Linked DNA regions of Homo sapiens: region 1 is linked to region 2. A link is a loop called in an ENCODE intact Hi-C map of the cell type or tissue named here. Cell type or tissue: mammary epithelial cell. All regions are shown on one strand. Links, peaks and the distances in the headings refer to the core of each region. The heading gives the core; the rest is flanking DNA.

Region 1 (17,075 bases), core at 3,853-11,852, 200 kb after region 2:
CAGTAATTTGAGAAAGTTCAGTTCACTGGAGGACAGTTTTAATTCTAATTTTAATCTTACTGAAATATTATCTCAAATATTGTCTTTTAGCCTCTGCTTAGAGTACCTTCTTCAACAGAAAATTTTACAAGATAAAACAAGTAACATAAGTCATCTTGCCTTATAATTATTTTAAATGTTTCATTAAATTTCCAAGCTACAAAATTGTAGGGCCTCTCTGTTTCATTCTATTCAGGAACAGAATATAAGTGTGTCTAATTATATACTCTTTTAATAATAAATCAAGCTGTTTTGCTCTTGGAGTTGATTCTTTTGAGGGCATTGTTCTATATTTTTACAAGTTTAATTGGTCACATAAATCATTGGTTAAATATAGGATTAGGATTACCTATTCACTTTGTGTGTGTGTGTGTGTGTGTGTGTGTGTGTATGTGTCCATCTGTTTGTCTGTATTTCAGTTTATCAGTCTCTTACTAAGAAAATATATATACATTTTAAAAGGCTGACAGTGGAAAGTAGGTATTCCTCTTGCCCAGTCTATGGGTCTTCTTGAGGCAATAACGGTTTATACATCTACCTATTTATGTTTGTATATTAACACAAATGGTGCCATTCAATGAATACTTCTGAACCTCTTTTTTATGTAATAATATTGAAGATTGTACCATATTAGGACAGGTATTTGTGAAACTATTCAGTAAATGAAAGAGAATAATGTCTTGCAGAGAGCATTTATGTATCACTGTTTTCTAAATCCTGTAGAGGCAAATAGTTATTTTTAAAAATATTGGGTTTGGAGAAAAAAGACTCTTTGGGTTAAAGGAATAGATACCTCCAGAATTCATTATTGAGCTGTGCAATTTTATACCAAACATTTAAATGCATAGTGTTTTTATAAGCCTCTCATAATCAATGTCTGTAACCTACAGGTTCTTGCTCTGTCAAAATTAGTTACACTTCCCATTGCAAAACAATAATGTTTTATTTCCATTAAGCATAAAGTCTCTGAACTTGCAGGGTATTACATCTAAACACTTGATAAACCTGTGGTATTTTTACAATATAAATATAAATGAGATTTATTCCTTGGTATTTGCCCTGTGAGCTAAGTAAGATTAAGTAGAATTGTGCATGTAGCTTTTGGATTAGAGATTCAAGTCCTTCAATCAGGCTCTTACCTGTAGCTTGTCGTGATAACTTTGTACTTTTTCCCATAAAAATGCTTTTATATCTTAAACAGGCATATCATTTTTTCCTGCCATGGTGGAGATCAGGGACTCAGCCTGGCCAGTTTCCTCAGCCCAGGTCAGGGAGGGCCTGTTTTGGAAGACATGAATAAAATTAAAATGGATTGTGCAGAGCTGGGAGGCAGCCATGGTAAATCTGAAGTGAGATCCCCAAATAGTTCTCAAGTAGATGAAGAATAGATACAGAAAATGGGAAGAAGAAAGCAGAGCCAGAGAGTAACAGAAGCAGGGAAAGGAGGGAGACAATAACGGGTGTGGGGAGGAAAGAGTGGTAGGGCTCTTGAGTGATGTGTGGGGCATTTGGCTCCGTTCAACAGGCTGGAGAATATGGATGTGGTCTTACCATGAGATTAGAGGATAAAGAACATTTTTAAGATGGCAAATAAGGTGTTATAATGTGATCCGAGTTTTAAAAGTTATGTTTTAACATGAAAAAATAAATATATTCATAAGTTGCAGACATAAAAGCACCAAGCCATAGAATAAAGTATGTTTCTAGGGAAATTATGAATCTTTCCATAGGGAATCATTTTATTTTGATAGCTTCAAAAATTCTAATAGAAGATTATCTCCTGAAAGAGAATATAGCACCTCTAGTTGATCTTCTTCTTAAGGGCTAAATATTGTATATACAAATCCACAATGAAAATTAGTTTTCAAAGATGTATTTCTAAAAGTCAACTAAATTGTATATTCTTGTAAGTACAAATTGACATTTTCTGTGCTTGATGATTAAACCATACACTGACAGTCCTCAGTCCTGCTAAAACTCTTCATTCATTTCCCTCTTGATTTTATTTATTTATTTATTTATTTATTTATTTATTTATTTATTTATTGAGACAGGGCCTCAGTCTATTTCTCAGCTTGGAGTGCAGTGGCATGATCACAGTTCACTGCAGCCTCTACCTTCTGGGCTCAAGCGATCCTCCCACCACAGCCTCCAGAATAGCTGGGACCACAAGCACGTGCCACCCATACCCAGCTAATTTTTGTGTTTTTTGTAGAGACAGGGTCTCACTAAGTTGCCCAGCCTCCCAAAGTGCTGAGATTACAGGTGTGAGCCACTACACCTGACCCCTCTTAGTTGATTAATACAGAATTTTAAGTTCATATTTTTACCATTGCTATATATTGTTTTTAAAGAATTACTGTACAAAATATTGTTGGTTGTTTACTTAAGACTATTTTTCTTTCATATAGCTCTCTTTTCTGAAACACTGATTTGGTTCAGCTTTTCCCTTTCTACCGTGCTGTTTTATATTTAAGGTGGGCCCCATAGCCAGACTCAGGGGCTAGATTGATTAGTGTATTCCAGTGGTTCTTAACCAGGGTACATTTGGCAATGTCTGGAGACATTTTTGATTGTTTCAATTGGGGAGGGTGCTATAGGTATCTAGTGGGTAGAGAGCAAGGAGGATTCTAAACAATGTACAGAATAGCTCCCTCCAACAAAGAATTATCCATCCCAAAATGTCATTAGTGATGAGGCTGAACCCCTGGTCTATTTTTACCCAATCATGGTGGTCATCTTTCTAAATCACTGTTGGTTTAGGCATAAACATGTGATATAATTCTTGCTGATGAAATAGGGGAAATATAAGGAAAGTTTCCTCTCGTTAATAAAAATCAATAAATGTAAAGAAAATGGCTCCCATTTCCACTGATATAGTCAGATCTGGATGCAATGTATTGAACTCTGACAGCCACCTTAGTTTCATGAGGATGCTTAGGAAGAACAACGTTGATGTACCTTAAAGAGACTGAGAGAAAGATGGAGAGAATCTGTGTCAGGCTGAAGGCTGGTTAAAATATTAGAATCACCATTTTAACCAGCCTCCAGCCTGAAACTGTCGTATCTTAGGGCTTTTTCTAAGAAAAAAATTTTCTTCGTATTGTTTAAGCCAGCTGAGTTTTTGTTACTTTTAGCTATCAGGCAGCATCTTAATTGATAACATTATTTAGCATTTGCTTATTTCATAATTAAATATTTAAACTTTTTTGACATTTAGTTTCATTTTTGATTGAAATTTCTTTTATGTCATATCTTTATCATTATTTATTTTACTTTACTAATAGGCTGGGTAAAATTTTTGTGTGTGTATAATTTTAGAAGAAGGGTACATTGGTGATATTAATTAATCTTTGTAAGTCTAAAATGCCTTTTTGTTCATCTCATGGGAATGAGAGCTTGCTTGAATGTTGGATTATTCATAGTTCAGTACATTTTAGATATAGCTGTTGAGGGTTCTGACTGTTTAGTGTACACCATCTTCTATTTGGTATGGAAGAAAGGTTTGAGGACCATCTGTCGTTATTGTGTGACCTATCTTTTTTTCTTGTCTAGAAGCTTGTAGAATTATTTGCTTGTTATTAAAATTAAAAATGTTAATCAAGGCCGGGCGTGGTGGGCTCACGCCTGTAATCCCAGCACTTTGGGAGGCTGAGGCGGGCGAGTCACCTGAGGTCAGGAGTTCGAGACTAGCCTGGCCAACATGGCAAAACCCAGTCTCTATTAAAAATACAAAAATTAGCTGGGCATGGTGTTGCACACCTGTAATCCCAGCTACTCAGGAGGCTGAGGCAGGAGAATCGTTAGAATCTGGGAGACGGAGGTTGCAGTGAGCCAAGATGGCACCGCTGCATTCCAACCTGGGCAACAGAGCAAGACTCTGTCCAAAAAAAAAAATGTTAACCAAGGCCATTTCCATCACAGTTATGGCGGCTAACACTAGTACCAGCTCCTTACAGCTGCTACTGCTAGAGCTTGTAGACAAATGTAAGAATCAAAAATTCTCATTGTGATGAAAACTGATAAGGAAATTGTTGATACTCTTCTAGGATTTGATAACTTTGTCAATATGGTACTGCAAGATATCACTGAGTTTGAAATCCCACCAGAAGAAAGAATACTAAATTAGATCAGATTTTGCTAAACGGAAATAATATAATAATGTTGGTTCATGGAGGAGGAGGACCTGAGGTATGAATGTGTTTCCTTGACTTATGCTGGATTCTGTTTTGTCTTGTAATGAAAAGAAAATAGATTTTTTTTTTTTTTGCCTTTTAGTGTTTAGATCCTGTAAAGCTAAGTTTCCTATTAAGGGAAATGTTTTGAAGATGTATACCCATTTTTGTAAGTTAATCATGATTATCTTGGAAAAGAAGAAAAGAGTTTCTTCGAAGACTAAAATAGAAGTGTTTTGGTTAAAAAATTCATCAAGGTATTATAAAATATAAATTGCTACTTCTTAATTTTGCCTAAGACTCAATAAATGTGTCTAATTATAAACACCCAAGGCTGTGTTCAGTTTCTAGAAGTGTTTCTTCTTATCATCTAGCTGGTTATTGATTTTCATTATGATCAACTCTTTATTTCTGTAAAACTTGTTTTCCAGATTTGAGATGTTCCTTGACTTACGGTGGAGTTACATCTTGATAAACACATTATAAGTTGAAGATATTGCAAGTTGAAAATGCATTTGATATACCTAAACTACTGAACATTGTAGCTTAGCCTAGCCTACCTTAAATGTGTTCAGAACGCTTACATTAGCCTTCAACTGGGTAAAATCGTTTGGCAACACACTGCACTGTAGAGTATTGATTTACCCTCCAGATCTCATGGCTGACTGGGAGCTGGGGCTCGCTGCCTCTGCCCAGCACAAGAGAGTCTGCTACTACATATTACTAGCCTGGAAAAAGATCAAAATTCAAAATTTAAAGTATGATTTCCACTAAATGCATATGGCTTTTGCACCATTATAAAGTTAAAATTATAAGTCAAACCGTAGTAAGACCATCTGTATTGGAAATCTGACATTATTATCTATGTGTCCTTTATAATTTGCATCTCTTTAGTCTGCCTCCACAGAGGCCTGAATTTCTCTTTTTTTTTTTTAACCGATTTGATCCTTGTAGTAGTCAGTTTATTCTTTATTGTTCCCATTACAGTAAAAAAGTTAGCAATCACACTTTTCAGTTTGAAACCTCTTTTCTAGCTTCAAATTGTTTTGTTTATGACTACAGATCTTGTTTTTATATCTGTATGATAAGATGCTTCTGTAAGGGGTTTAGCCAGCTATTAAACCTCCAGAGTGACCTCATTTCCTAAGCCAGCACCTTTGTCAGGTTTACACTGTGGTTGCCTTTGTAGCTCCCCACTGCATGAAGACTCCAGGTTTTATTGTACTTCCTGGAAATGCCAGCAGAATGAACAATTTCTCCCACAAATCATTGCATGACTTAGCTTTATTTTCAGGCCCCACTGCAAACCTTTTGGAGGCAGGTGCTGTCCCTTCCCTTAAGCCCTGCAGGCTGTCTTTTATACGTATTAGATTATGGGCATGTCAGTCCTCACATCTGTCTGTGCTGTCTTAGAGAGATTTCTTGAATTTTCAGTTTGACTAAGTACATCTATCTGTCATTTCCAAGTGGGTATAATTGTCTCCTTACTATATTCAAAATAGAAGAATGTGGGCTGAGTTTGGCATCTTGTATAGAATGCTACCATTTACTCCACTTTAAATTGAACCTAACATAGGTTGAGTGAGTTGTCCAAACTCACAGTAAGTAGCAGAGCCTGGTCTTAAACTTAGATCATTTGAACCCAAATTTTGTGTTCTTTCCACTATGGAAGTCAGTATGCATAGTAGTTAAGAGTGGGAGTCCTAGAGAAGGAGAGTAGACAGGTTCTGGCATCTGGAGGAGTGGGCCCATAGGGGATCATGACAAGGAATTGATTCTCTAGTCAAGCATGAACACGAAAAGAGAATTTTCTTTTCACACCTTACTTCACAGTGTGACCACTGATTTCAATCCCACCTTTTGTGATACTTCCTCTAACATTGTTGTCATTGCCTTAACAATTGTCATGACTTGTTAGTTATGCGAGGAGAAGTGATCATGGGGCCATTTGCCCTGAGCATCCAGCCTCCAGTGGTCCTTCTATTCTGGGGCTAGGATGTCTGGGTTCCAATCCTGCTCAGTAGCCACCATGACCACAGAGAAATTACTAATGCAAATAGAAATGTTGATAATATTTATCGCACAGAAGTGTTGTAATGATGAAATGTGAGAGAACATGAAAAGTGACAGAAAGCAGGCAGTACCTTCCCAAACATGTGGGCCTACCCTAGAGCAGGCTCTTTGGTAGTTAATGAAGATAAGACAGCAAATACAAAGGTCAAGTTGCTCCCTTTTTTGGAAGAGAAAATAAATGAGTATTTAAAAAATGATAGTTGATGAGTTCCCAATAAATATTAGCTTCTCTTATTTATTATATAACTATTATTCAAGTGAGCCCACTAAGCCCAGGAACTAGTGAGAAAACTCTCTTAGCAATAAGATGGACTGATGTATTAGGTATTTTCCCAAAACATGATTTTTTAGAGGGTAGACTTCTCTCAAGAGGAGAAGGAGCCAGTTTTGAAAATTCATGATTCAAGTACTAATTGCATTTCAATTTAAACAAGTTTAATTCAGTTTTGTTCATGTTTTACTTGGCCCAACAAATTATCCTAGTGAGCTGTCTGTCTGCCGAGGAGGTGGGTTTACAACCTGAAGAGTCAATTTGGAAACTGAACAGGAGCTGAGCTGAGCTACTCTCTGACTCTGACATTAGATGTCACTACAATCAAAGGAAAGCAGAGCGGGCAACCTAGCAGTGAAGTGAAACTTGAACATGGTAGAGGAAAGAGACATGTTTAGATTGTGGTGCAAAGTTCCTGGATAAGAACTTGTGATATGATTTGCCTATCCACCTTGCCATGGGGAAAAAGGAGAATTTTAATATATGTATGACAGCTGCATTCATTTTCCTAAGACATTGACTAGGAACAACTCCTAACCACTTTGCACATCTTGGTATTTCTTCCCCTAATAGATAATAGAACTGATAGAGGCCCCCAAGGATTTTCAGTGCAGAATATTCCTAATAGGTTCTAAACGAGAATTTTACTGGACCAGATCACTAAGTCTAGTTCTTCTAATGAGCTTAATGCTTAAAGCTTAAGTTGTCTTTCAAATATTCTTCAATTATAAACTTTATCAGGTGTTTCCAAAGTTTCTTTGCTTAAAGATGTGAAGAACCCCAGGTTACTGGTATTTGTGTGTTAAGAGTAGAATTACCAGGTACAGTCACATTTGTTTACTTAAGCAAAATATCTACAAACAGCTGGAGGGCAGGGGACCCAACTAATGTTTCCATTTATTGCTAGGCAACTGGGTGAACTGAAAAGTCCATCCTCCCAAGGGATATTATATTAAATATATCTTTTTATGTGTGTGAACTGGCACACACTATTGGAATAGATTCAGAATATCTAACAATTGATGCAGCATAGGTACCAATGAATTAAATCTAGCGATGGCTAGGGCTTCCAGGGGAAAATAAGGGTGCTCCATATGGGTGTAGGGAGGACCTGATGGGGAACAACTGCTGCAGTACCTATTTATCAACTCCTGAGGGAAGTACTTTGACATATTAATAACTGGGATGACTGTACCAGTATCTATTGGTTGAATATCAGCCTGTGTATATATAACTTGGCTTATCAAGAGCCCACAAGATCTCTGGTTTAGGTTCCAAGTACAAGTATCAAAGTTCATTCTCATTACCCTCTTGATAATGGTCTGGGCTGCTAATTTTTACATTGCTTTAGTGATGGGAAGGTCCCACATGGAGGGAAATTTTATGAAATATGCAGAGAGAAGCTTGGTCTTTACATGTCTACATCTTCTTTTTTCAAGCTGTGATGAAGGCCTTGATTCTGATGGGCATCAAGAGGCAGATACAGCTCAGAAGATTCAGAAAGGCAGACTCGTGTCTAACATAACTACATTACCTTGGTGATCCCAGGAATTAGTAGACTGATACTGGGGATAGGAGTGGGGTTCTCAGTATTGGTGACAAAGTTTGTTTTAAAGTGTCCTGATTTTTTTCCTTTGCTCTACATGAGAATTAATGCACCAGTTTGCAATATATGTAAACTGTTTCATGTAGATTTGTTGAAGAAGAAAGACTGGATTTCAAGGGCCTAAGAGCAGGCAGTTTTCATGTTCAAGGTGTTTTCACATCGTATGCAGTGCTTAGATTACTGAGCCCATAGTAGTTACCTAATTCTTATTTGATACTTGATTGATATTTTTGTTTTCTGTAGATTATTCTCATTGAGAAGAAACGGACCTATGACTGATTTCAGACCAGTGATTTTGGTAATGTTTTGAATTTACTGTAATTATTTAAGCTGTTCTTCTGAATACTTGTACCATTTTCTTGGTGATTCAGAACGAAACTTACAGCTAAATTATCTGGGTTATATTAATCTTTGCATGCATTAAAACTGCTGTTTTTATAATGGAAAGAAAGAGGACTACTACCTATGTATATCTCAATGTGTCTGTGCCACGCTGTTTTAATTATGCCAAGTGTTCACTGACAAAAGTGTGAATGGAGCATACAATTTAAAAATATGAACATGTTATTAATATTTGGCACTATAACTGTAACAATCACTGATTATCATCATGATTGGGGACCTTGTCTCACCAATACCAGAGACATATTGATGTCACGATGAACTGTATTTTTCTACTATTATGTGAAATTACTTTCTTTTAATTCCACTATTTCTCATTGTTTGGCCACTTTTACTTAGGGGTTTTCTCTCTATTTCATTGTTACATGTATTTTTTTTTGTTCAAATGTCTTAAAAATTCCAATTCTTAAGGTTGATTCCATTGTACATCTTTGAATTTCACAGTGTATAGTTAGATTGTAGTCTTGTCAAGATGAGAAATTACCATGATGCCATGATAGCTTCTAACAATGCTACTGTTTCAGAAGTCAGGATCCAAGGTCTCATAGACCAAATTAAGACCTCAAACTATGTGGCTTATTGAGTCAGAACACAGTGAGAAGCAAAGGACAAAGAGTAATGTAACTTGGATGGGATGCAAATGAGAAGGAGGGACTACAATACTTAAATCTAGAGCTGCATACTATCCATATATCCTGCCCCTTTCCACTTCATTAGTATTCCCTGTTAATGGTAGGCAAATGATGACTGAGTGCACATGGGAAAGGAGGCTCGGCAGAAAGAAGGTGCTCAAAGTCACCTTGGTATATCTGAGAGACCACAGGGCAAAATGACCAGTAGCTATTTTTATATAGCAATGACTTTTGTCTGTATGGGGCAGAAAACATGAGGAGCCAGAATGAGTGTCAACAACAGGTGACTGACTTAACTATGATGTTACTGAAGGTGGCATGATTTGAATCTAGAAAAATATACAAATATATATATATATACACACACACTTACACATATATACTTTTACATCTTTAATGATATTTAATTTGAATAAAATGCATTCATTTAAAATTACATTTCTAAGACTTTTGAAGAAAGTCTTATGTAACTTCTAGCACAATTAAGATACAGAATATTTTCATCAGTTTCCAAAATTTCCTTGTGCCACTTTGTAGTCAATGGCCCACCCTAAACCCTAGACAACCACTATTCTTTCTGTCTGTATAGATTAATTTTGTCTTTTCTAAATAAAATTATATAGAATGCGGTCTTTCGTGTTTAGCTTCTTATGCTAACCACATTTTTGAGATTCATCCATGTTATGTCTTGTATTGGTAGTTCATTCCTTGTTATTGCCGAGTGTTATTCCACTATATAAACAGATCTCAATTTCTTTAGCCACTCACCTATTTTTTTTCTGATTTTTTTCTTTTCTACTTTTTTAACTTTTATTTTAAGTGCAGGGTTATGTGTGGAGGTTTGTTACATAGGTAAACTTGTGTCATGGGGGTTTGTTGAACTGATTATTTCATCACCCAGGTATTAAGCCTAGTACGACTTAGTTATTTTTTCCTCTCCTCTCCCTTCTCCCATCCTCCACCCTCCAATAGGCCCCAGTTTATGCTGTTCCCCTCTGTGTGTCCATGTGTTCTCATCATTTAGTTCCCACTTAGAAGTGAGAACATGTAGTATTTGGTTTTCTGTTCCTGTGTTAGTTTGCTAAAGATAAAGGCCTCCAGCTCCATCTATGGCCCTGCAAAGGACATAGTCTCATTCTTTTTAGTGGCTGCATAGTATTTCATGGTATATATGTACCACATTTTCTTTATCCAGTCTATTATTGATGGGCATTTAGGTTGATTCCATGTCTTTGCTATTGTGAATAGTGCTGCAATGAACATACATGTGCATGTGTCTTTATAATAGAATGATTTATATTCCTTTGGGTATATAACCAGTAATGGTACTGCTGAATCAAATGGTATTTCTGTCTTTAGGTCTTGAGGAATTGCCACACTGTCTTCCACAATGGTTGAACTAATTTACACTCACACCAACAGTGTTTAACTATTCCTTTTTCTCCACAAACTCACCAGCATCTGTTACTTTTTGACTTTTTCAAAATAGCCATTCTGACTGGTATGAGATGGTATCTCACTGTGGTTTTGATTTGCATTTCTCTAATAATCAGTGTCACTGATTTTTTTTTCCAAAGGATTGTTGGCTGCATGTATGTCTTCTTTTGAAATGTGTCTGTTCATGTTCTTTGCTCACTTTTTAGTGTTTTTTTCTTTTCTTGTAAACTTGTTTAAGTTCCTTATAGATGCTAGATACTAGACCTTTGTCAGATGGATAAACTGCAAAAATTTTCTCCCATTCTGTAGGTTGCCTGTTCACTCTGATGATAGTTTCTTTTGCTATGCAGGAGCTCTTTAGTTTAATTATATCCCATTTGTCAATTTTGACTTTCCATGCAATTGTTTTTGGTGTTTTCATCATGAAATCTTTGCCCATGGTTGTCCTGAGTGGTACTGCCTAGATTTTCTTCTAGGGTTTTTATAGTTTTAAGTTTTATATCTAAGTCTTTAATCCATCTTGACTTAATTTTTATATATGGTATAAGGAAGGGGTCCAAATTCAATTTTTTGCATATGGCTAACCAGTTCTCTCGCACCGTTTATTAAATAGGGAATCCTTTCCCCATTGCTTGTTTTTGTCAGGTTTGTAGAAGATCAGATGGTTGTAGGTGTGTGGTCTCATTTCTGATTTCTCTATTCTGTTCCATTGGTCTATGTGTCTGTTCTTATACCAGTACCAGTGTTTTGGGTACTGTAGCCTTATAGTATAGTTTGAAGTTGTATAGCATGATGCCCCCAGCTTTGTTCTTCTTGCTTAGCATTGTCTTAGCTATTTGGGCTCTTTTTTGGTTCCATATGAATTTTAAAACCGTATTTTCTAATTCTGTGAAGAATGTCAGTGGCAATTTAATGGGAATAGCATTAAATCTATAAGTTACTTTGGGCAATATGGCCATTTTAATGCTATTGATTCTTCATTTCCATGAGCATGGAATGTTTTCCCATTTGTTTGTTTCCTCTGATTTCTTTGAGCAGTGGTTTGTAGTTCTTGAAGAGGTCCTTCACTTCCTTTGTTAGCTGTATTCCTAGGTATTTTATTCTTTTTGTAGCAATTGTGCATGGGAGTTCATTCATGATTTTGCTGTCTGCTTGCTTGTTGTTGATGTATAGAAATGCTAGTAATTTTTGCACATAGATTTTATATCCTGAGACTTCGCTTAAGTTACTTATCAGCTTAAGAAGCTTTTGGGGTTTTCTAGATATAGGGTCATGTCATCTGCAAACAAGGATAATTTGACTTCCTTAATTCCTATTTGAACACACTTTATCTTTTCTCTTCCCTGGCCAGAACTTTCAATACTATGTTGAATAGAAGTGATGAGAGGCCGGGCGCGGTGGCTCACGCCTGTAATCCCAGCACTTTGGGAGGCCGAGGCGGGCGGATCACGAGGTCAGGAGATCGAGACCATCCCGGCTAACACGGTGAAACCCCGTCTCTACTAAAAATACAAAAAATTAGCCGGGCGTAGTGGCGGGCGCCTGTAGTCCCAGCTACTCGGGAGGCTGAGGCAGGAGAATGGCGTGAACCCGGGAGGCGGAGCTTGCAGTGAGCCGAGATCCCGCCACTGCACCACTCCAGCCTGGGCGACAGAGCGAGACTCCGTCTCAAAAAAAAAAAAAAAAAAAAAAAAAAAAAAAAAAAAAAAAAAAGAAGTGATGAGAGAGGGCATCCTTGTCTTATGTCGATTTTCAAGGGGAATGCTTCCAGCTATTGCCCATTCAGTATGATATTGGCTATGAGCTTGTCAATAATGGATCTTATTATTTTGATGTGTGTTCCTTCAATACCTAGTTTATTGAGAGTTTTAAACATAAAGGGATGCTCAATTTTATTGATGGCCTTTTCTGCATCTATTGAAATAATCATGTGGTTTTTATCTTTAGCTCTATTTATGTGATGAATTACGTTTATTGATTTGTATATGTTGAACTAACCTTGCATCCCAGGGATGAGGTCAACTTGATCATGATGTTTAAGCTTTTTGATATGCTGTGGATTCAGTTTACCAGTATGCTATTGACAATTTTTGCATCAATGTTCATCAAGGTTATTGAGCTGAAGTTTTCTTTTTTTGTTGTACCTCTGCCAGGTTTTGGCATCGGGATGATGCTGGCCTCATAGAATAAGTTAGGGGGGAAGTCCCTCCTTTTTGATTTTTTGGAATAGTTTCAGTAGAAATGGTACCAGCTCTTCTTTGTACCTCTGGTAGAATTCCACTGTGAGTCTGTCTGGTCCTGGGCTTTTTTTTTGGTTAGTAGGCTATTTACTACTGCCTCAATTTCAGAACATGTTATTGGTCTCTCAGGGATTCAATTTCTTCCTGGTTCAGTCTTTAGAGGGTGTGACTGTCCAAGAATTTATCCATTTCTTCTAGATTTTCTAGTTTATGTGCATAGAAGTGTTTATAGTATTCTCTGATGATTGTTTGTATTTCTGTGGGGTCAGTGGTGATATTCCCCTTATTTCTGATTGTGCTTATTTGATTCTTTTCTCTTTTCTCATTTATTAGTCTGGCTAGTGGTATATTTTATTATTAATATTTTTTTCAAAAAACCAGCTCCTGGATTCACTGATTTTTTGAAGGGTTTTTTGTGTTTCTATCTCCTTCAGTTTGGCTTTGATCTTGGTTACTTCTTGTTTTCTGCTAGCTTTAGGGTTTGTTTGGTCTTGATTCTCTAGTTCTTTCAGTTGAAATGTTAGGTTGTCAACTTGACATCTTTCTAGCTTTTTAATGTGGACATTTAGTGCTATACATTTTCCTCTTAACACTGATTTAGCTGCTTTTCAGGGATTCTGGTACATCGTCTCTTTGTTCTCATTAGTTTCAAAGAACTTCTTGATGTCTGCCTTAATTGTATTATTTAGCCAAGAATCATTCAGGAGTAGGTTGTTCAACTTCCATGTAGATGTGTGATTTTGAGTGGATTTCTTAATCTTGAGTTCTAATTTGATTATGCTATGGTCTGAGAGACTATCTGTTATTATTTCAGTTCTTTTGCATTTGCTGAGGCATGTTTTACTTTGGCTTATGTGATCGATTTTAGAGTAAATGCCATGCAGTGATGAGAAGAATGCATATTCTGTTGTTTTTGGGTGGAGGGTTCTGTAGATATCTATCAGATTCACTTGATCCAGAGCTGAATTTAGGTACTTTGTTAATTTTGTCTTGGTGATCTGTCTAATATTGTCAGTGGGGTGTTAAAGTCTCCCGCTATTACTATGTGGAAGTCTAGGTCTCTTTGTAGGTCTCTAAGAACTTGCTTTATGAATCTGGGTGCTCCTCTATTGGGTTCATGTATATTTAGGATAGTTCCCTCTTGTTGAATTGAACACTTTACCATTATGTAATGCACTTCTTTGTCTTTTTTTTTTTTTTTTTACCTTTGTTGGTTTAAAGTCTGTTTTTTCAGAAACCAGGACTGCAACCCCTGCTTATTTCTGTTTTCCATTTGTTTTGTAAATTTTTCTCCATTCCTTTATTTTGAGCCTGTGTGTGTCTTTGCAGATGAGATGGGTCTCTTGAAGACAGCATACTGATGAGTCTTAGAGCTTTATCCAGCTTGCTATTCTGTGTCTTTTAATTGCGGGCATTTAGCCCATTTATATTTAAGATTAGTATTGTTATGTATGACTTTGATCCTGCCATTATGATGCTAGCTGATTATTATGCAGACTTGTTTGTGTGGCTGCTTCATAGTGTCACTGGTCTCTATATTTCAGTGTGTTTTTGTAGTGGCTGGTAACAGTCTTTCCTTTCCATATTTAGTGCTTCCTTCAGGAGCTCTTGAAAGACAGGCCTGATGGTAATGATTTCCCTCAGCATTTGCTTGTCTGAAAAGGATCTTATTTATCTTTTGCTTATGAAGCTTAGTTTGGCTGGATTAAAATTCTGGGTTGGAAACTATTTTCTTTAAGAATGTTGAATATTGGCTCCCTAATTCCTCTGGCTTATAGGGTTTCCATTGAGAGGTCCACTGTTAGTCTGATGGGTTTCCCTTTGTAGGTGACCTGGCCTCTGTCTCTGACTGCCCTTAATGTTTTTTCATCTATTTCAATTTGGAGAATCTGATAATTATTTGTCTTGGGGTTGATCTTCTCATGGAGTATCTTTCTGGGGTTCCCTGCATTTCCCGAGTTTGAATGTTGGCCTCTTGTGCTAGGTTGGGGAAGTTCTCCTGAATGATATCCTGAGGTATGTGTTCCAACTCGGTTCCATTTTCCTTGTTTGTTTCAGGTACCCTAATCTGTCATGGGTTTGGTCTCTTTACATAACCCATAATTCCCAGAGGTTTTGTTCATTCCTTTTCATTCTTTTTTCTCTATTCTTATCTGCCTGTCTTATTTCAGAAAGATAGTCTTCAAGCTCTGAAGTTCTTTCCTCCACTTGGTCTATTCTGCTATTGATAGTTGTGACTGCATTGTGAAGTTCTCGTGTTGTGTTTTTCAGCTTCATCAGCTCAGTTATGTTCCTTTCTAAACTGGCTTTTCTGACTATAAGGTCCTGTATTATTTTATCATGATTCTTAGCTTCTTTGCATTGGGTTACAACATGCTCCTTTAGCTCAGAAGTTTGTTATTACCCATCTTCTGAAGCCTCTTTCTGTCAATACAACCATCTCACCCTCAGCCCAGTTCTGTGCCTTTGGTGGAAAAGTGTTGTGGTCATTTGGAGGAGAAAAGGCATTCTGGCTCTTTGAGTTTTCAGCTTTTTTTTTCATTGATTATCTCTCATCTTTATGGGCTTATCTACCTTCAATCTTTCAGGTTGCTGACCTTTGAATGGGGTTTTTGTGTTTTGTTGTTGTTGTTGGTGGTGGTGGTGTTTTCTGTTTGATGGATTTTCCGCCTTGGCAGGGACCTGGGGGTCAGAGTATGTAAAACTTCTAGGTCTCTGCATGCCTGAGTGGCTGCTCTGCCAAGACTCCATACAGCTCTGTGTATTGGACCCAAGGCCCTGGTGGCCTGGGCTCACAAGGGGATCTCCTGATTCACAGATTGCAAAGATCCATAGGGGAAGTGTGGCTTCCTGGGCGGGGTTGCACAATCACTTACCACCTCCCCTGGCTGAGGGTGGGAGTTCTCTTGGTTCTGTGCCACTCCTGGGTAGGCCGCTGCCTCTCCCTGCTTCTCTTTGTTCTCCATGGGTCCAGCTGCTTGCCTATTTATGCAAGAACCTGGATACCTCAGTTGAAGGTACTGAATTCACTCATCCCTTTTCTTTCCTCTCTGTGAGTGCCGTGGACCCTAGCTTTCTAATTAGTCATCTTGCCTCCACCTATTTTCTCGTCCAAACATGCCCCCATTTCTTTATTTTAAACATGTAGTAGAATTCACCATAAAGACAATTGGAACTAGAGTTTTATTTGTGGAAAGTTTAAAATAAAAAAAAAAAGGCTTTTATTTTGAAATAATTATATATTCACAAGGAATTGCAAAGATAGTCCAGAGAGGTTCTGCATAGTCTTCAGCAGTTTTCCTTATTGATTATATCTTACCTAACTACAATACAATAACAACGCCAGGAAACTGGTATTGCCACAAAATGCGTATATAGTTCTGTGCAGTTTTTATGCTGTTAATATATAGGGCTATTCCATCATCACAAAAATCTCCCTCATACTATCCTTTTATAGTCACCCCATCCTCTTCCCTCTTTCAACTCTAAGCCATGACAACCACTAATCTCCATTTATGGCCTTTAACCTTCCTCTTCTTATAATACAATTATCTTAAAAATTTACTCTATATAAATTAAGAGCTACTTCAGTGTTCTAATGTTTGCTTCAACCTTGAAACATAATTTAGAAAACTCAAGAAGTTAAGTCTGTTGTATTTACTTATATTCTTACTCGTTCTGTTGTTCTTCCTGATGTTCTCAGATTCTATCTTTTATTATTTCCATTATATTTCAAGAACTTCCTTTAGCCATTCTTTCAGGGTAGGTCTGCTGGCAACAATTTCTCTTTATCTGATTTTGATTCCCCATCTAATTTTTAAAGGGTATTTTCACTGGATGGAATTTTGTATTGATAACTTTTTTCTTTCTGCTCTTGAAAAATGTTCACTATAGTGTCTGATGATAAATCCGCTGTCATTTGAATTGTTGTCACAAATTAATTGATAATGTATTTTTTCCCTTTAGGTAATGTATAATTTTTCTCTCTAGATTTTTTTCTTTGTATTTAGTTATTTAGAATTTTTTATTATGATATGTCTCTAGGAGGAGTTCTCTGGGTTTTTTTCCGTTTGAGATTCACTCAGAATCTTAAATCTGTGAATTTCTGTCATTTACATTTTTGGAAATTTGTTAGCCATTATTTATTTTAATATTCTTCTAGCCTTACCTTCCTTCTCTTCCAAAATTCCAATGACATGG
Region 2 (17,075 bases), core at 4,508-12,507:
AAAGAATAGTAAATTGAGAGTCAATTGGTCTTATTCAGAGACTCTTCCTAGTTTTTAGCTTAAAATCACTCAGATTTATGACAATTCAGACTCTGTAATTGTTAGATGTTATTAGTATTATGACATTTTAAAGTATTTCCCTGAAGAAAATTCACAATACAACACACATCTTATTTTTGCTATTAGCCATTTTGCACACAGAAAGTCAACATAGAATATAAATGTTAATCATTAATTATTTTAAATTATCCTAGCCAACATAACAGAAAATAATTGCCTTTCTAGTTTTTTTAAAAACCTAAGTGATGTCTGTAACTTCCTTTGTAATATATCCAAAAATTACGTTATTAGGTGGATAGATATCTGATAAAGCAAATACGGCAAAATATTAGTTATAGAAACTAGATGGTGGGCATGTGAATGTTCATTGTTCAATTTGTTCAACTTTTCTGTATGTCTGGAAATTATTGTAGTAAAATGTTTGGGGGGTGGTGAGGAGAAAAATAACTTTGCTATGGAAGTAACATAGTACCTCTGTTATATGGCTTTTCCTTAAACTCTGCCATCTTTTACAAACTAGAGGTTTAAACCCTTGCTTCCTAATTGGAAAAGGATTAAGAAAATGCTGGGTATGGTAACTCATGCCTGTAATCCTAACACTTTGGGAAGCTGAGGTAAAAAAATTGCTTGAGGCCAGGAGTTTGAGACCAGTCTGGGAAACAAAGCAAGACTCTCTTCTCTACAAAAAAAAATTTAAAAACTAGCCAGGTGTGTTGGCACACCTGTACAATCCCAGCTGCTCAGGAGACTAAGGCAAGAGGATTGCTTGAGCCCAGGAGTTTGGGGCTACAGTGAGCTATAATCACATCATCTTACTACAGCCTGGGCAACAGAGAAAGACTATCTAAAATAAAAAAAAAGAAATAAAGAAAATGGTTAAGAAATTAATCATTTTCCCCAGCTCATCCAATAAATGACCAAGGGAGATGGGATTATCCTACTCAGAGGAGTAACTATAAAGAAAGTTAAATCTCAGTTTTAGGCTCCTAGTTTCAAGCGTAGTTTTTCTTTACGATACAGATTACAGCCTAGTGTTAATTTATATTAAATTTTATATTGGTTTTATGAGCTAATGATAATGCTAAAAATTCATCTTAAGTTGTTTAACATGAACTTTCAGTTAAGGTGTAATGCATGTTTTGTTGTTATAGCCGTTTTTGTTTTTTTTTTAACTTAGTTTCTTTGCTTATTCAAGGGAAGAAAATCAGGTTTAGTTGGTGTCTATATGAATGATAGACCAATTAAATGCTTTTACTTTCCAGTTGCTGGAAGACCTGGGTCAAATTGGTATATAAGGACATGGATTTCTTATGTAACAATAAATAGAAAATTAGGACAGACCTCAGGCTGAACAGCAGTATCATTCAGGACTTAAGTATTTTTCTCCTGTTATCATTCATAGCATTAACTTCATCCCAAGGATGGTGCCCCCTCTAGTTGTTATAAGATGCCTGCTGACACAGTTATGGCATATTCTTCCTGGTTCAGGTTCAGTGGAAGAACACTTCTCCTGAACAGAGGATAATTTATCTTTCCTTCAGCTGATTGGCTGACACAGGCTGCATGACTAGTGCAGGTCCAGTAGCAATTGCCAGGGGCGTGCCTTGGGCAGATGAGCTTAAGCGAGGTCACTAAATTAATCATCAGAAAGGGGTGGTACCAGGACTTAGACTAATCAGTAGTCACCTGGACTGGATAAAAGGGGACCTCTTTTAGGAAGGAGGTAAAGAGAATAGAGGCTGCTTAGGCCACATTATCATTAGCTCATAACAATAGTAGAACCTTCAGTTTAGAAAAATCAGTTAAATGTTTCAGTTACATCTTAACTCTTCATTAAATAACCGCAACATAAATTTAGAAATTTGAAGTGTTCATAGAACTGTCTTCTTGTTATCTGATTATTTCTATTTGGAAATAAGTGGTAATGTAAATGTGGACATGTGATTAAATGGTTTCCTGATTTAACATAACTAGCTTAATAATGATTTTTTTTTAAATCCAGAAGAGTTTAACTTGAAACAGCCTTGGTATTTTTATAGCTTAACTCAAGAATATTTTAAAATGCTTTTTATGGCTGCGTGCAATGGCTCATGCCTGCAATCCCAGCAATTTGGGAGGCCAAGGCAGGTGGATCACCTGAGGTCAAGCGTTCAGGACTAGCCTGCCCAACATGGCGAAACCCTGTCTCTACTAAAAATACAAAAATTAGCTGGGTGTGGTGGTGCATGCCTGTAATCCCAGCTACTTGGGAGGCTGAGGCAGGAGAATCACTTGAACCCAGGAGGTGAAGATTGCAGTGAGCCGAGATCGTGCTACTTCACTCCAGCCTGGGCGACAGAGTGAGACTCCATCCCCCCAAAAATAAAAATAAAAATAAATAAATAAAATGCTTTTTATAAAAAGCAAAACTAAGGTAAATGATATGTGTTCATCTATTCGTAGCAATACTTATTGTATCTATCACTATCAGTGTTCTTGTACTGGCATCCTTTATTAGCAAATTACTTGATAAAGGTGACATTACAGTTTTGTGTCTCCTAATTTACTTTCTTGTGCCTCAAGATCACTGTTATAAAGATGAAATACATATGAACCAGAGGGTGAAATAAAGGCAATAACACCAAAGATACTGGGTGTGAAATATGTTTTTGACCAAGGTAAAATAAAATAAACTTGCAGTTAGACCAGGTTGGATTCAAGGAGTCCAAATTTGAAAAATATTTTAATTTATTTTCCTTTTCCTGAAAATGTTCTAGTTTGAGTAATGAGAAGAGGAGAATTTGCCTAGAGGTCTATTGACTTTTCATTTGTACCAAAATTAGTCTTTTAGTTATTTACACATTTCAGGAAACCTGGTTGCTTTGCACACCATCACAATTGGTTTTGCTCGTAAAAGGAATGAAATTCTCTTTTGTTTTTCAACAGGCATTGCGGCCTCATTTGCTGTCAAGCTTTTCAAAGCATGGATGGCAGAAAAAGATGCCAACTCTGTTACCTCGTCTTTGAGAAAAGCCAACTTAGACAAGAGGCTGCTTGTAAGTGTTTTCTGGTTAAAGAGTTGTATGTATGATGCCTTTCTTGGAGCTTAAGCAATGCCTGCAATGTAGTATATGAGTAAGATCCCTGGATCTGTGTTGACTTGGAGCACTGTTCCTTTTATTTCTGTGTAATTGGTAGTAGAAGCTAATTTCATTTTAATCTTTATTTTGTGAACAAATGGCACAATAAAATTAAAGAATTGTGAAGAATATAGACTTCCAAATTTGTAAGTTTGTTGACATAGTATTAACATTTCATCAGAATTAAGACTTTGTTTTATAGCCATAACTTTTTTACTTTTTTTTTTTTTGAGACAGAGTCTGGCTCTGTCACCCAGGCTGGAGTGCAATGGCACAATCTCGCTCACTGCAACCTCTGCCTCCGGAGTTCAAACAATTCTCCTGCCTCAGCCTCCCGAGTAGGTGGGATTACAGGTGCTCTCCACCACACCCAGCTAATTTTTGGATTTTTTTTAATAGAGACGGGGTTTCACCATGTTGGCCAGGTTAGTCTTGAACTCCTGACCTCAAGTAATCCGCCCACCTCAGCCTCCCAAAGTGCTGGGATTATAGGCGTGAGCCACCACACTCAGCCTATAATCATAACTTTCTAGACATTTTAAGGTTTTAATATGATAAAAATTTCATCAATCTCACTTAATCAAATACTTGTGATGTCTGTCTTGAGTAGCAGTCAGACTGTGCTAATCTCAAATGTGTGTTAAATAGTTTGCTAACAAAATAAAAGTTTAAACAAGATTTCCCTGGAAATACTTAAGCTGTTGCAGAAATTAAACAAGTTAATTGTGTCACAATTGCTTGATTATATTTTTATTTCTCCATCTTTGTGTTTTTCTAAGAAAATCCAGAAAAATATTTTGTTCTTGTAATTTCTATCTGCTCCCTACAATTTCTTTCTTCTTGATGCAGCAGCTGTGAAATGCCAAGATTTCTCCAGGTGGAATTGCTTTTACAGTTCTAGGATGAAGTGTAAAAATAAGACACAGCGCTGCCATCTCTTCACCTGGCCTGTTCTCTGTTGTTCTCTTCCAATGTGTTTCAGTGTGCAAGGGTCCAGTCCCATGAGATAATTCTAAGACTATCTCTTTTCCTCAAGAACACATGAAAGTAATTTTAAATGTAAATACTTGCAATTTAAATCACTTAAGAATACTTTGTTTCTTGAAGTTTACCTTAAATAGATTTGTGTGTTTAAAGTTTTTAGATTATGGTAAAAAAGGTACAGAAGTCTAGATTCTAGTTCATAATAATTTTCATTCCTCATGTTTCCTGAATGTCTACCCTGTGCTGGGCATGGTACCACAAGCTGCAGAGCCAGTAGAGAACAGGATAGAAAAGTTGCCTGCCCTCGTGAAACCTACTTTCTAGTGGACTTAGGGCAAATCCCTGTAAACAGAAGCAAAAGTCACAGAAGATAAGTGAATAGGTTGCTGAGGAAGGTGGAGGTTCATATGAAGGGAACATATTTCTTGTCCATGAGGCTGTGGGTTGTCTATAGATTAGCTCTATCTTGGCTAAGCCTGGCTTAGTTCCACATGCCTTTTCATTCGGGCACAGGCTGAGGGAGCAGCTCCCATCTGGGCCATTCTGTCTTCATGGCAAAGTACCAGAACACAGAGACTGAACTGAACGTCTCAAGTACCTTAAAAACTCACCTATGGACGCTGCCATGCCTGGCAATAGATTGGGAAAATCCAATCCACTAATAGGCTGCTTCTCCACCTCTGCAGATAGACATAGCAAGGAGGGGGTTCTCTTAATACTCTTTTGAAGAAGAGAAGGTGTATGATTGGGAACAAAGATACAATCTATCCGGTTATTTCTTAAAGCAGTAATTTTCTTAAAGATATTCACAACTATAGCCTGGTTAGCTTAATTAGATGGCTTCATTTATAAAATTCATTTTCTTTTTGGAAACACATGTCATTTAGCTGTTTTTACTAGGTTCTGTGTGTGTGTGTGTGTGTGTGTGTACATATGTGTGTGTTTGTGTATATATATGGAACATAGGTGGTGGTTTCTGCGAGAAACATATAAACTGGGTGAGAACAGCGTAGTTGCCTATGCACTATGCCTGCCTGATATTTGTTGAATCAACAAAAGAATGAGGAACTAGTGAGTCAGTTCCACTCTTTAGGAGGAAATTTTGTTTTATGAACATATACAACAAAATTCTCTTTAACTGTGAACTACTACATTTTAGGAAAAGTTGTGTATTACTAGACTTTAGCTATCACCCACTATTACAATACAGAAGAAAGAGCAATTTATAGCAACTCAGAGAGGTGAGGGGATGGGAGAAGCCAACCCTTATTACTGACAAAGAGAATAGTGATTAAGAAATCAAAGATATTGATCTCTTCCATTATTTATTCAATAAGTATGTATCGATTATATTATATGCCAGAAACTTCCAAGAGATGGGGAGATTGAAAGGAACCAAACCAACAGACCCTTTCCTTCATGAAGCTTATATTCTATTTCAGGAGAGTGGGCCATAAACTAAAAACCGTAAAATATGTATTATAATAAAGGTAAAAATTAAGTAGGGGCCAGGTGTGGTAGCTCACACCTGTAATCCCAGCACCTCAGGAGGCTGAGGCAGGTGGATATCTTGAGATCAGGAGTTCAAGACCAGCGTGACCAACATGGTGAAACCTTGTCTATACTAAAAATACAAAAAATTAGCCGGGCGTGATGGTGCACACCTGTAATCTCAGTTACTCGGGAGGCTGAGGCAGGAGAATTGCTTGAACCCGGGAGGTGGAGGCTGCAGTGAGCTAAGATCACGCCACTTCACTCCGGCCTGGGTGACAGAGCAAGACTCCGTCTCAAAACAAAACAAAACAAAATTAAGTAGGAAAGAGTTAAAGAGCTTCCAAATGTGGGCTGTAACTTTCAGTGGTGGAAAGCCCTCTGTGATAAGATGACATTGGTGTAAAGACTTGAGGGAGGTGTGGAGTGAACTGTTTAAATATCTCCACATAGAGCATTCCAGGCAAAGGGAATGGGAAATGGGAAGGCCTTGGGGCATGGGATATTGGGGACCGCAAGGGGAGAGCAGGTGAGAGCAAAAGTGTAGATAAGCTCAGAGAAGTAGCAAGGCCCATATCATCTAGGGCTTTGGCTTGTATTCCAAATAAGATAGAAAACTTTTGGAAATTCTCTGCAGAATGGTGTGTAATGTGATTTTGACTCTCAACAGGATCACTCTTGCTGTCACTTTGGGAATAGACTCAGGAGCAAGAGCAAAAGCAGAGAGACCTTAATCTAGGGATGAGATGATACAGATTTGTACCACGGTATGGTTTCTCTAAAAAAATACAAACCATGTTCCAAGTCAAAAAATGACATGGTATGATTTAGACGGGCTTCCCCTCAACTTAATCTGAATAATGATTTTCAATGTATTATATACTATTCATAAGAATTTGGAATGTAGTTCATAAGTGAACTACGAGTGATATGTTTAATGGCATATTGCTCTGAACATAACTTTAAATCAAACTTTGCAGTCACACTCTTCCTAAATAGAATATTGAATGCTAGCACAGAGTAATGGAATAAGTATTGACTTGGGGGCACACAGCTCTGTTCTTAAATATTTTTGGTGGCATAAATTGGGTCAAGCTGCTTAACCTTGTTGAAACTTGGTTTACCGTCTAGAAAAATGTCTGCTTTACACAGTTATTATGAGGAAAGTGCCAGTACATTTTGATTCATAGAAGAAACTCAATAAAAATACATTAGTTCCCTTCCCTGCAGATTTGGAAGATGTGGAGCAGTAGAGGAAATATCAGTGACGCAGTTTCAGTGTGGTATAAAATGTTTGCTTTATTATGAATGCGTGTTTGATAGCTGCTCCCACCAGCTCTCTTCTGACATTTTTGAAACATATGACTCAACAGGGGAAATTAATAGGATGATAGAACATTGAAATTTGAATCCTGACATAGGAGCCCTCCAGCTGTGTTCCTATAGGTGGTGGCAAACCCATTGCAGATCTACTGAGGCTCTTTCTGGAACCACATAGCCATTGGCCATATATATGCAAGTCTAACCAATACAAAAGCTTGGATATATTTTTTAGACCCTGCAGCAGTCTGAAAAATGTGAGAACTTTGAAAATCATCTTAATTTCATAGATGGGAGTTGAACTCACCCAGGATTAGATCATGACTAAGTGTTACTGAGATTCTGCCAAACTGTGTAGGGTAAAATGGAAATGAGGTGAAAATATGAGAGCAGCTATGGTATATTGCTCTTTTTGAAAATTTCCATCAGAATTATGTAATAAACTAGAGTTGGTAGGGTAGGTGTCTTAGACCTTTTCTATTACTTATAACAGAATACCTGAAACTGGGTTATTTATACAGAAAAGGAACTTATTTCTTAACAGTTATGGAGGCTAAGTCCCATGTCAAGGGGCTGCATCTGGTGAGGGCCTTCTTGCTGGTGGGGACTCTGCAGTGTCCCAGGAAGGCTCAGAGTATCACATGGCGAGGGGGCTGAGTGTGCTAGCTCAGGTCTCCCCTCCTCTTTTTTAAAGCCACCAGGTCCCCTCCCAACATAACCCACTAATCCATGAATGGATTAATCCATTCATGAGGGCAGAGCCCTTATAATCCAGTAACTCTTTAAAAGCCTCATCTCTCAGTATTGCCACAGTAGGGTCCAAGTTTATCTCAATTGCTTACCCTTTTTTTCTTTTTCTTTGTGAAACTGCCTGATTTCAGAAGATGTTTAGCTCAGTAAATATACCAGAGATTTGTTGTTTTGTAAAACAGTCTTTATTCTTTTCTTCCAAATGTGAGATATTCTAAGTGAAATGAAGACTTTTGTCCTTTATGCTTGCTGAAATTTGAATGGCTTGTTTTATAGCAGTCTTTTTTCCCTTTTTCAGGAACTCTTTCCAGTTAACAGACAGAGTGTGGATCATTTTGCTAAATACTTCACTGACGCAGGTCTTAAGGAGCTTTCCGACTTCCTCCGAGTCCAGCAGTCCCTGGGCACCAGGAAGGAACTGCAGAAGGAGCTCCAGGAGCGTCTTTCTCAGGAATGCCCGATCAAGGAGGTGGGAGACCACGGGCAGACATCACCTCAATACACATGAATGAGAGGAATTACATGGGCTGTGTAGCAAAGGCTTTCCTTAACAAGTCTGTCCTATGCTTATTGCTGTAAACTTTGTCCACTTATTCCTACCATTTAAATTAACTCAGCTTCAAAGTATTGATTTAGAATCCTCCATTTTTGTTAACACTCTAGGATGGTCCAGAAATTAATAGTGATTTCCACACAACTGACTTATTTTACCAGGCTGCTATGATTTTCAAAATATTTCATCTGTCAAAGAGATTTGACCATCCACTATCAGTATAGCCCATTATATGGTAGTTTTAAAATTTTGTTGCAGGTTATCTAACCTGATTAAGCATTTGTCTAGTGTTTGGAATTAACACTGGATTTTTTGTTCATCACTCTGTATGAATATGTAACAGGCTTTTTATTTGAAAAAAGTTTGAATTCCTGTCATGGGAAAAGACTAGTTGGATCAGTGACTTGTTTAATCCCACTCACACTTGGAAGAGCTGTGTTTCCCTATAATGTAAAAGCTATATTTTTTATAATACGCATATACATAGTTTATATATACATGCTATAGTTCACAAAGCAATGACTATATCTTTTTTTTATTTTTAGTGTATCTGGAGAGAGCTTTCTATTTGAAGTTTTAAAATCTTTCATGCAACAATTTAAAAATTAATATAAAGCGTCCTTTCTTTTTTTCCACGTGCTCTAAAATGCCTGACCCACACCTCCTTCCATGCTCCAAGCCCTGCTTGGCAGCTCACATGGTTGAAGCCTGGAGAATGTAGGACTGATACTATCCAGCAGGTGGAGGTGTTGGAATGACAAATATTCTTAAGTCTCATGGTATTAAGGATAGCAGTATATTTAATCATATTTCTCCAAGCAAGAATTTGTACATTATTTTCCATGGGGAAAAGAAGCAAACATAAAAAGCCTTGTGATGCTTGTAGATGCCAGGATGTCACACTTTTATGTGGCTTCCTCCAGCCAGCACAGGGACTGGGACTGCCCGGCTCCTTCTGCTTTTGAAGGCTGCTCAAGTCACTGCTGGCATTTCTACACTCCAGGCCAGAAGTCAAGAAAGCAATGTGTTTCCAGCAAAAAAGAAAAGGGAGGGAAAAAAAAGGTGTTACTACTACTCACAAAGTAGTATGCTGGAGATATACGATGACTTTCAATCACTTCTGAGGCCCAAACCTCTATTTATTATTTTATTTTAAAAGGAAAAAGCCTTTCAAATAAATTTTAGGCAAGCCTATATTCCATACTCTCAGGGTTGAGTATAAATTTGCATATTTATACATAATTCAAAGGAGAAAATAAGTTGCTGAATACTGCTGAATTGATGTATATGAAATTTAAAAATTGCCTTTGCACTTACAATTTATTTACAAATTAACTTTTCACTGAGATGGGGCATAAGGATCATCAAAAGTAATCATTGAAGAATAAATTGTGGAGAATGGACCTGTACAAACCCAAGATGGTATCCATCAAGAGGTTTTAAAGTTTAGGGATGGGATAAAAGTTCACAACGCTGTTGCCTTCTTTAAATCTCCAAAAAGTCAAACTGGCTCAAGTATCCCTACTCTACTAGACTCAAAGGGGTTTCTCTATGAGGAAACAAAAATCCTCTCTTACTCCACATTATCCAGCAGCTCCTGGCCAGAGCTAAGCCTATTAATTTTGGGACTAAAAATAAATTTGCTTTGAGAACAAATCATTATAGTTTTTCTCCCTCTTCCAGTCTGAGAATGCAGACAAGGAAAGGAGAAGCTAAGCAGATTGTTTCTTAGCTGCCCCAAAACCTTGATTGACTGGGCAGCTAGCGGGGAGATGGGAGCCCTCCATCTGCCTGTTACTTTCTGACCCCATTTCCATGTAATGTAGGTGGTGCTTTATGTCAAAGAAGAAATGAAGAGGAATGATCTTCCAGAAACAGCAGTGATTGGTCTTCTGTGGACATGTATAATGAACGCTGTTGAGTGGAACAAGAAGGAAGAACTTGTTGCAGAGCAGGCTCTGAAGCACCTGAAGGTAACAGCCCTTAGCAAGGAACTGACCCAGCCAAGGGCAAACTGCAGCTTTTTTTGTTTGTTTGTTTGTTTGTTTGAGAGTGCAGTGGCACGATCTGCGCTCACTGCAACTTTGAACTCCTGGGCTCAAGCCACCCTCCCTCCTCAGCCTCCCAGGTAGCTAGGACTACAGGCGCGTGCCACCACGTCTGGCTAATTTCTTCATTTTTTGGTAGAGATGTAGTCTCGCTGTGTTGCCCAGGCTGGTCTTGAACTCCTGCATTCAAGCTATCCTCCTGCCTTGGCCTCCCAAAGTGTTGGATTGCAGGCATGAGCCACCACGCCGGGCCCAAATTTGTCTTAATTGAGAGTATGACAAATGGGTTCCAACTACAATTACCCTAGACTCAGACTAAACATATACTTCCTAATTTTTTTCCAAGTTTGCACCCAGCGTTCATGAGAACATAGCAGTGAGTAAACTGTCCATGTTACTTTGATCAGGGAAGGCCCTTTGGAAGAGATAAGTATTGAATTGAGTAAGTCTCAGAAAAACAATGGCTATGCCTCAGTGTCAGAAAGTCAAGGATATTTCTAAATGAATGCTTTTTATCCCAGCAGCTCATCAAGATTCCTTCCCTGTACCCACTAAGAGACCAAATATGAGAATCTGCCTATATTAAAGATAATTGCTGGCCTGCTATGTCTAAGGGATATTTCGAAAATGAGGTCATATCCTCATAGAATATCCATTGTATTATTGGACTGTGGCTCTGCCATTGAAAAAATGTGAATCTTCTTCCCAGTTCCCTCACAGGTCGACTATACTGCTTTGTTCCTACTGTTCTGTTCCCCTCACCCCATTGGGCACAATATGATGATAAAAGGTGTCAATCCTGAAAGTCAGTCTTTTCTAAGCAACCCTCCAGGTTACTGTTATAGTTCCAGCAGTGTCGGCTCTGTACCTCCCACGCAAGTGACGGCTTTTACTCTCCACTTCTGTTCTAGCAATATGCTCCCCTGCTGGCCGTGTTCAGCTCCCAAGGCCAGTCAGAGCTGATCCTCCTCCAGAAGGTTCAGGAATACTGCTACGACAACATCCATTTCATGAAAGCCTTTCAGAAGATTGTGGTTCTCTTTTATAAAGGTATCCATCCACGTGCCACTGCTGTGCTTCTGTGTTTTGCTGAAGCTCTTTGAGAGGCAGAGCAGGCAATGAGGCAGAGGAGGTCATGGGGCTCTGTTTAGAGAGGGACAGCAAGATGCTAATTTGTGAAAGTTTTATTGAGGCAACCATACCATGTAGAGAGAGGAGGCATACACGCCATATATGCGTTGCCTTGGAAACCCTGCTTAGGCCCCTGGGCACTTCTCATTGGTAGATGAACTGGTAATTGTTTCTTGGGGTTGGTGGAAAAAAAATGTAATTATATAAAATTGAGCCTGTTTTTGAATTGTAAGGATTAGCTCTAATAACAATGATTATCAAAATAGTATATATATTATGTTCAGACTCTTTTAGGTACCATAAATCTGACTTTAAAATTACTGAAGTAATTAGCCTTTTTACTTTGTATTTTAGTTACTTGGCCCAGCCATTCTCCTGTTTTCCAAGGGAATGGCTATTTTTAGGTTTTCACATTTACTGTCTTTTCATTGTATTTATAAGGATTAGGTTGCTATGACAACTGGCACTAAAATATGAATGCTAAAGGTTTTAACCGATCCCAATCTGTATACCTACAGCATACAGAAATGTCCTAGGCTATTTTTTGGGCCTACATTTATGTAGTTTTGTGAGGGAGAAAAAGGAACACTTAAGAAGTGGTACATTTTGAACATTATAACATGTTTATTTTATGTTATTATGTTCATAAATATCATATCAGAAAAGTTAAAATAATACCAGCCAAATGTTTATTTTCCCTTTCATGTGTTCCTAAATTTGTCTCTTTTGAATTATATCTTGGGAATTTGGAAAATAAAGGTTTTAGATAAATAATAGCTCTTTTAAAAATGCTTAATAGCATTTCACAATGAATTTTTATTGGCCACGTAGATTCCTCAAATGAATGAATCTTGTCCACAAGTGTTTGGGTGATATTTTACTTTTTCAGGGCACAGAGGTATTCAGCAACAATTATAATAGTCAGGAGGAAAATATGATGGCCACCCATTGCCACTTGAAGTTCAGTAATTGGTATTTTCTCCAACCAGACCTGAGTTGGGTCTTCTTGGATTTAGTCATAAGATAGCAGTGTCCTAAAACTAGGCCCCACCCAATGATACCCAAAGTGATCCACCCATCAGAACCAAACCTGCAAGCCATGTTACCAATTCATAGATGGTACCCAGCAGCCAAGAACGAGAAGTGGGGCCCAACCTTCTGTGGCCACAGCTGGCTCCATTTGTAAAACTGGCAGAGAGACCTATGGGACAGGTTTCACATTTGTTTTGAGGGTGGTCAATTTTTTCCACTACGGAAAACCAAACTGTTCGTAAACTAGTTAGTTACCTGAACATAGTTTGCTTTCTTGTCATATAAAAGATAACCCAACCAGTGTTTCTCACCAATTTTTTTTTTTAACTGAGACATCGTTGTCGGAGTCTCATCTTCAGGAGCACCCTATCGTATTATTGTAATGAAATCACAAAGAATCAGCAAACCCATTGTTACGGGAAATGACATCTAGGTGGCACATGAACTATTAAAATCCTTCAGATTTCTCATTTTAACCACTAATGCCAACCTCCTTTTCCTTTAGACTTAGACTTCTTATAACAACTACTGACAGGTAGTAAAACTGGCTACTTTGAGTTTTTTCTTCTTCATCAGCCCCAGATGCTAAGGGTCAGTATGACCTGAAATTAGAAAATAACTCAAGAAGTAAGCACTAGGAAGTAAAAAGAAGAGGCATGAGCTCTTAGGCTCATTGATTAACTAGGTAATCAGCGTTTAAATAACCTAAAGTTAGTGAGGTCTGTGGCAAGTATGACCTGGCCCCAGGGAACACAGGAAGGGTGAGTGTCAACATCAATTTTATTTCTGCCTTAGTTATTTTTGGAAATGAAATTGGGAAACTTTTTTAAAAATGTAAACCTAAAACACATCACTGAACTAACATTTTCAATACCATTTTCTAGGTAATTTTGTAATTTTCCACAGAATGATATATATAGTCTGTTTTCTTAAGTGAAATGATTCCATGTTTTCTCTGGAGAACATGCAATCCCTGAGGAATGATTGTTCCATACCACCGTTAAGAGCGTTACTGTGTTAACTATGTTTACCATCTTGTCTCTTTTTTGCCAGATTTTTACTTTCACCTTATTTTGTCCACCAAACACTTGTGCACCAGGAGACATGTATTTGATTTGTTTCTGTAAAGATTTGGATGCTCTCATTCCGTGTTTTATATGCCTAGAGGGAGACTTAGTAAACAGTGAGTGTTAAAGCACTCCTTTCCTAATATGCCTAAGAATTACCCAGAGAGCTTGTTATAAAACACAGCTCCCCCAGAGATTCTGATTCAGTAGGGCCAGGGTTGGGCCTGAGAATTTTCATTTTAACAAGTTTCCAAGCTGATGCTCTGACTGTTGTACCAGGACCACTGGTGTAAAGTGTATAGCATTCAAGAAGCAACAGATGCTATGAACTCCAGTGACATGTTCAAGATTATACTTACCTTTGATTTCATGTACATACCCACATTTTACACATATGGAGTAGTGTCTTCTCTGCTTCTTTTACCAAGTTTCTGTGGATTCCTTTTGTTTGTCATAAGGAACGTAGTGCTCTAAAACAAGTTTTTAAAATGTAATGGAAACCGTTGCTCCATTTTAATTTTCATTTTTATCTCTCTCTGACACACAGAGCACACACAAACATATACATGGACACACACACACCTCCCCTTTCCCAACATGTCCAGAACTTGATGATAGCAGAAACTTGGGCATATGATTAGCCATGTCCCCCTTGGCAAATCTAATTACTTAATTGAATATCATTATTGAAAGATTTATAAATCTTTTACATAAATAACAGTGGAATAAAAGCAAATAAACTAAATAATGCTAGTCAGCAAAGAAAAAAGTGGTGATGGGTCATTTTGCAAAGACTCTCTGTATTAAAATCTAGATTTGCATATTTTTAAGGTAGTAAGAAACAGTAAATCCATTGCTAACTTTCAAGCATCACATTATTGACTTTTAAAAATAATTTTCTCTTCTTTTTTCCCTGAAGATAAGTCCCATAGACTCAGCATGGTCTAAAATGTGTAAAACTACCTTGTCAAGTACTGTTATTATCTCTATCATGGGTTTTCTTGTTTGCAGAAATTTTTTAGGTTAAATTCTATCCTGCATGCAAATTTTTCTAAAAGGAGTTTTTTATTCTAGTTCTAAAAAAGGGTGAGTGCCCTTCTCAGCATATATTCCCAGCATTCTTAGGGTAAATTATTTTTGACTTGTGTCCCTATGTGACATTCCTAATAAAAAAATTTCTGAATTTCAAGAGTTTCAAGTGACATAGTTTCAGACTAAGTTTCTAAATAACTAACATGATCTAAAATTTAGCAGTTCTCAAGCCACTTTTACAGTATTGTCTCTTCGATCCTCATGAATACATTAGAACTCTACAAATTGAGAAATATTTATTTTTTCTCATCAAGTTAACAAATTTATTCCTTAAACGTGTGTTGAATCGATACTATAGGGCAGGTCTTTCATTAAATGCTGGAAATGAGATGAACAAAATATAGTCCCTGACTTCCTGAATTTCAGGATGTAGAAGAAAACAAAGAATTACACTCACCATGTCAATTGCTGAAATAAGCCTCACACAGAGGGTGTCAGAAGGGATAGGACCACAGAGGGAGGGCACCTAACTTGTTAAAGGTAATTTGGAGGGGGAGAAGTGAAGGCTCTCAAGGTACATGTATCTCACCAGACATTATGAAGAAGTTGGCCAGATAGAAGGGGAAAACATATATTCCAGTCTCTATGTGCCATCATACAATGTCTTCCTTTCTTACTGTCTTTTACTGTTATTCTATATTCCTAATAGGCATTTATGAAATATCCCACCAAAAATGGTTTCTCAGTTTTAATTAACTCTTTTCCCTACTTTATCCTTAGTGAGGGAAAAAATTGTCTGAATTCTTTGTCCCTCAAGGAGTTCCTTCCTTTTCAGACCTTTCCTTTCACTAAATAGAAGTTTAATTTCTTCTTAAACTCTTCGATGTTCATACTTTGCCTCATATGGTGCTCTGTGTAGATACTTCAGTAGCTTTTAATTAATAATTCTCTGGTACTAGAAGTTTGATCTTTCAGCAAGTAGTTGTTACTACCCTGGGTTCTTCTAAGAACTCCACATTGCGCCGTTAATATGTAGACTTATTTTAAATTCTCCTTCCTATTCTTAACATTAAATATTCTCAATTAATGGTAACTTAAGAATATCAAGGCACAAGATTTGCAATAAACAATGCATTTGATAGGTTTTACCTATCATTTAGTGTGCTTTTCACAAGCACTGACATTGACAAGCATTTTAGTAGTTGCATGGTCTCCTTCAGCCTCTGTGAGGCAATAAAACACAGGAATGTGCTCTCAACCTTCAAAAGGAAAGCTCAGACAAATAGTATCACTAAACTGCAGTCTACATCAGCTTTCCAACCTGTACTTTGTATCATCCTCAATTCATTAAGGTGTGGAGAAAAAAAACAATTCTCCTTTCCATGTTTGTCACAGTTTAAAATTATATTGTTTGTGCAGAACATTAATAATGATAGTTTAATAGTGCATGAATATAATTTATAAACTCAAAAATATACATATGTTGGGTGTATATGCTCAAAATTATCCTACAGGCAGGAAGACATGATCCAAACAGTTTGATAATTACTGATCTAATCATAAGCATCTTAAAGATAATTTACAAGTTATATAAAAGGGTCTTTTAAAATCCCTGTTAATGTTCTTTAAAAGTCTCTGCAAGGCAGTCTTACACAATAACAGGTCACTTCCTCGGGACACAACTGCCTGCTCCTCAGCTCTATGACAATTAGGCTCTGATGGCTGGTAGAAATTTCTTTTATCTCAGTGGAGAGCTGGAAACAAAGAGCTAAAATAACTAGAAGCTAAGAATAAGTCTACAGGACCCCTGATTGTAGCTCTTACATCCAGGCTCTATAAGTAAATCCAGACTTCTTGCTTCCTTTGCAAAATGTAATGTTTTTAGTGATGATAATAAACATGTTTTTTTAAAAAACCTTTTATTTTCATAAACAAATCATGTTCATTTTAGTCAGCTCAGCCTCTTCAATTTAATTCAAGAACATTTTCCAAGAGCCAATAATTCTTTAAAAATAAAAAAAGCCAATGTTTTTGTTATGAAACTACCAGTGATGTTTTAAATGAAAACAATATTAAATTGTTTCTGTCATTTTCATAAGTTGAAATTATATTTTAACTGAAAAGATATCATTAAAGTAATTTATTAACATTATATGGCTTTATCAGTATTTGTAATGAATTGAGCACATCTCGGGGACAATAATAAATGCTTTGTACCTGTTTTCTGTCTCGTTTCCCACTACAGATTCCCAAACAACAACCCATTAGAACATTGGAACATTAGAAGAATGTTAGAACAACCCATTAGAACATTGGGAGACTATGTACACTTATTTTTATATTCTCCTTCCTATTCTTAACATTAAATACTCTCAATTAATGTTATGTTGAGAATATCAAGGCACATTTGTGGAATTTAGAGTTTTAGACAAAAGATAGTTAACATTTTTTGTTGTTTTTAGAAACCTGTAGGAAATTAGCTAATATG

What was found. Hi-C counts contacts between places; a loop is a spot of excess contacts. Peaks named below come from ENCODE experiments on the same cell type or tissue, not always from the same donor. Only the 100,000 strongest peaks of a DNase experiment are listed, where the experiment ranks them.
Region 1: it touches region 2 in a loop (10-fold over the local background); 3 of 110 quality-filtered maps call a loop at or near these places.

What each region holds. Positions count from the first base shown.
Region 1 is chr7:16,884,656-16,901,730 of GRCh38, forward strand. It overlaps the pseudogene LOC100131425. Among named protein-coding and RNA genes, the nearest start is that of AGR3, 11 kb to the left of the region's middle. RefSeq lists a silencer at 6,710-7,004. In mammary epithelial cell, for the core only: CTCF peaks have their summits at 6,872 and 7,676; a DNase peak (open chromatin) is centred at 6,886.
Region 2 is chr7:16,686,812-16,703,886 of GRCh38, forward strand. It overlaps BZW2 (basic leucine zipper and W2 domains 2), which reads left to right. Exons shown (of 12, transcript NM_014038.3): 7 at 2,986-3,095; 8 at 8,023-8,193; 9 at 10,104-10,250; 10 at 11,237-11,375. Among named protein-coding and RNA genes, the nearest start is that of BZW2, 49 kb to the left of the region's middle. In mammary epithelial cell, for the core only: a CTCF peak has its summit at 9,011 (motif pointing right); no DNase peak of the experiment used is centred there.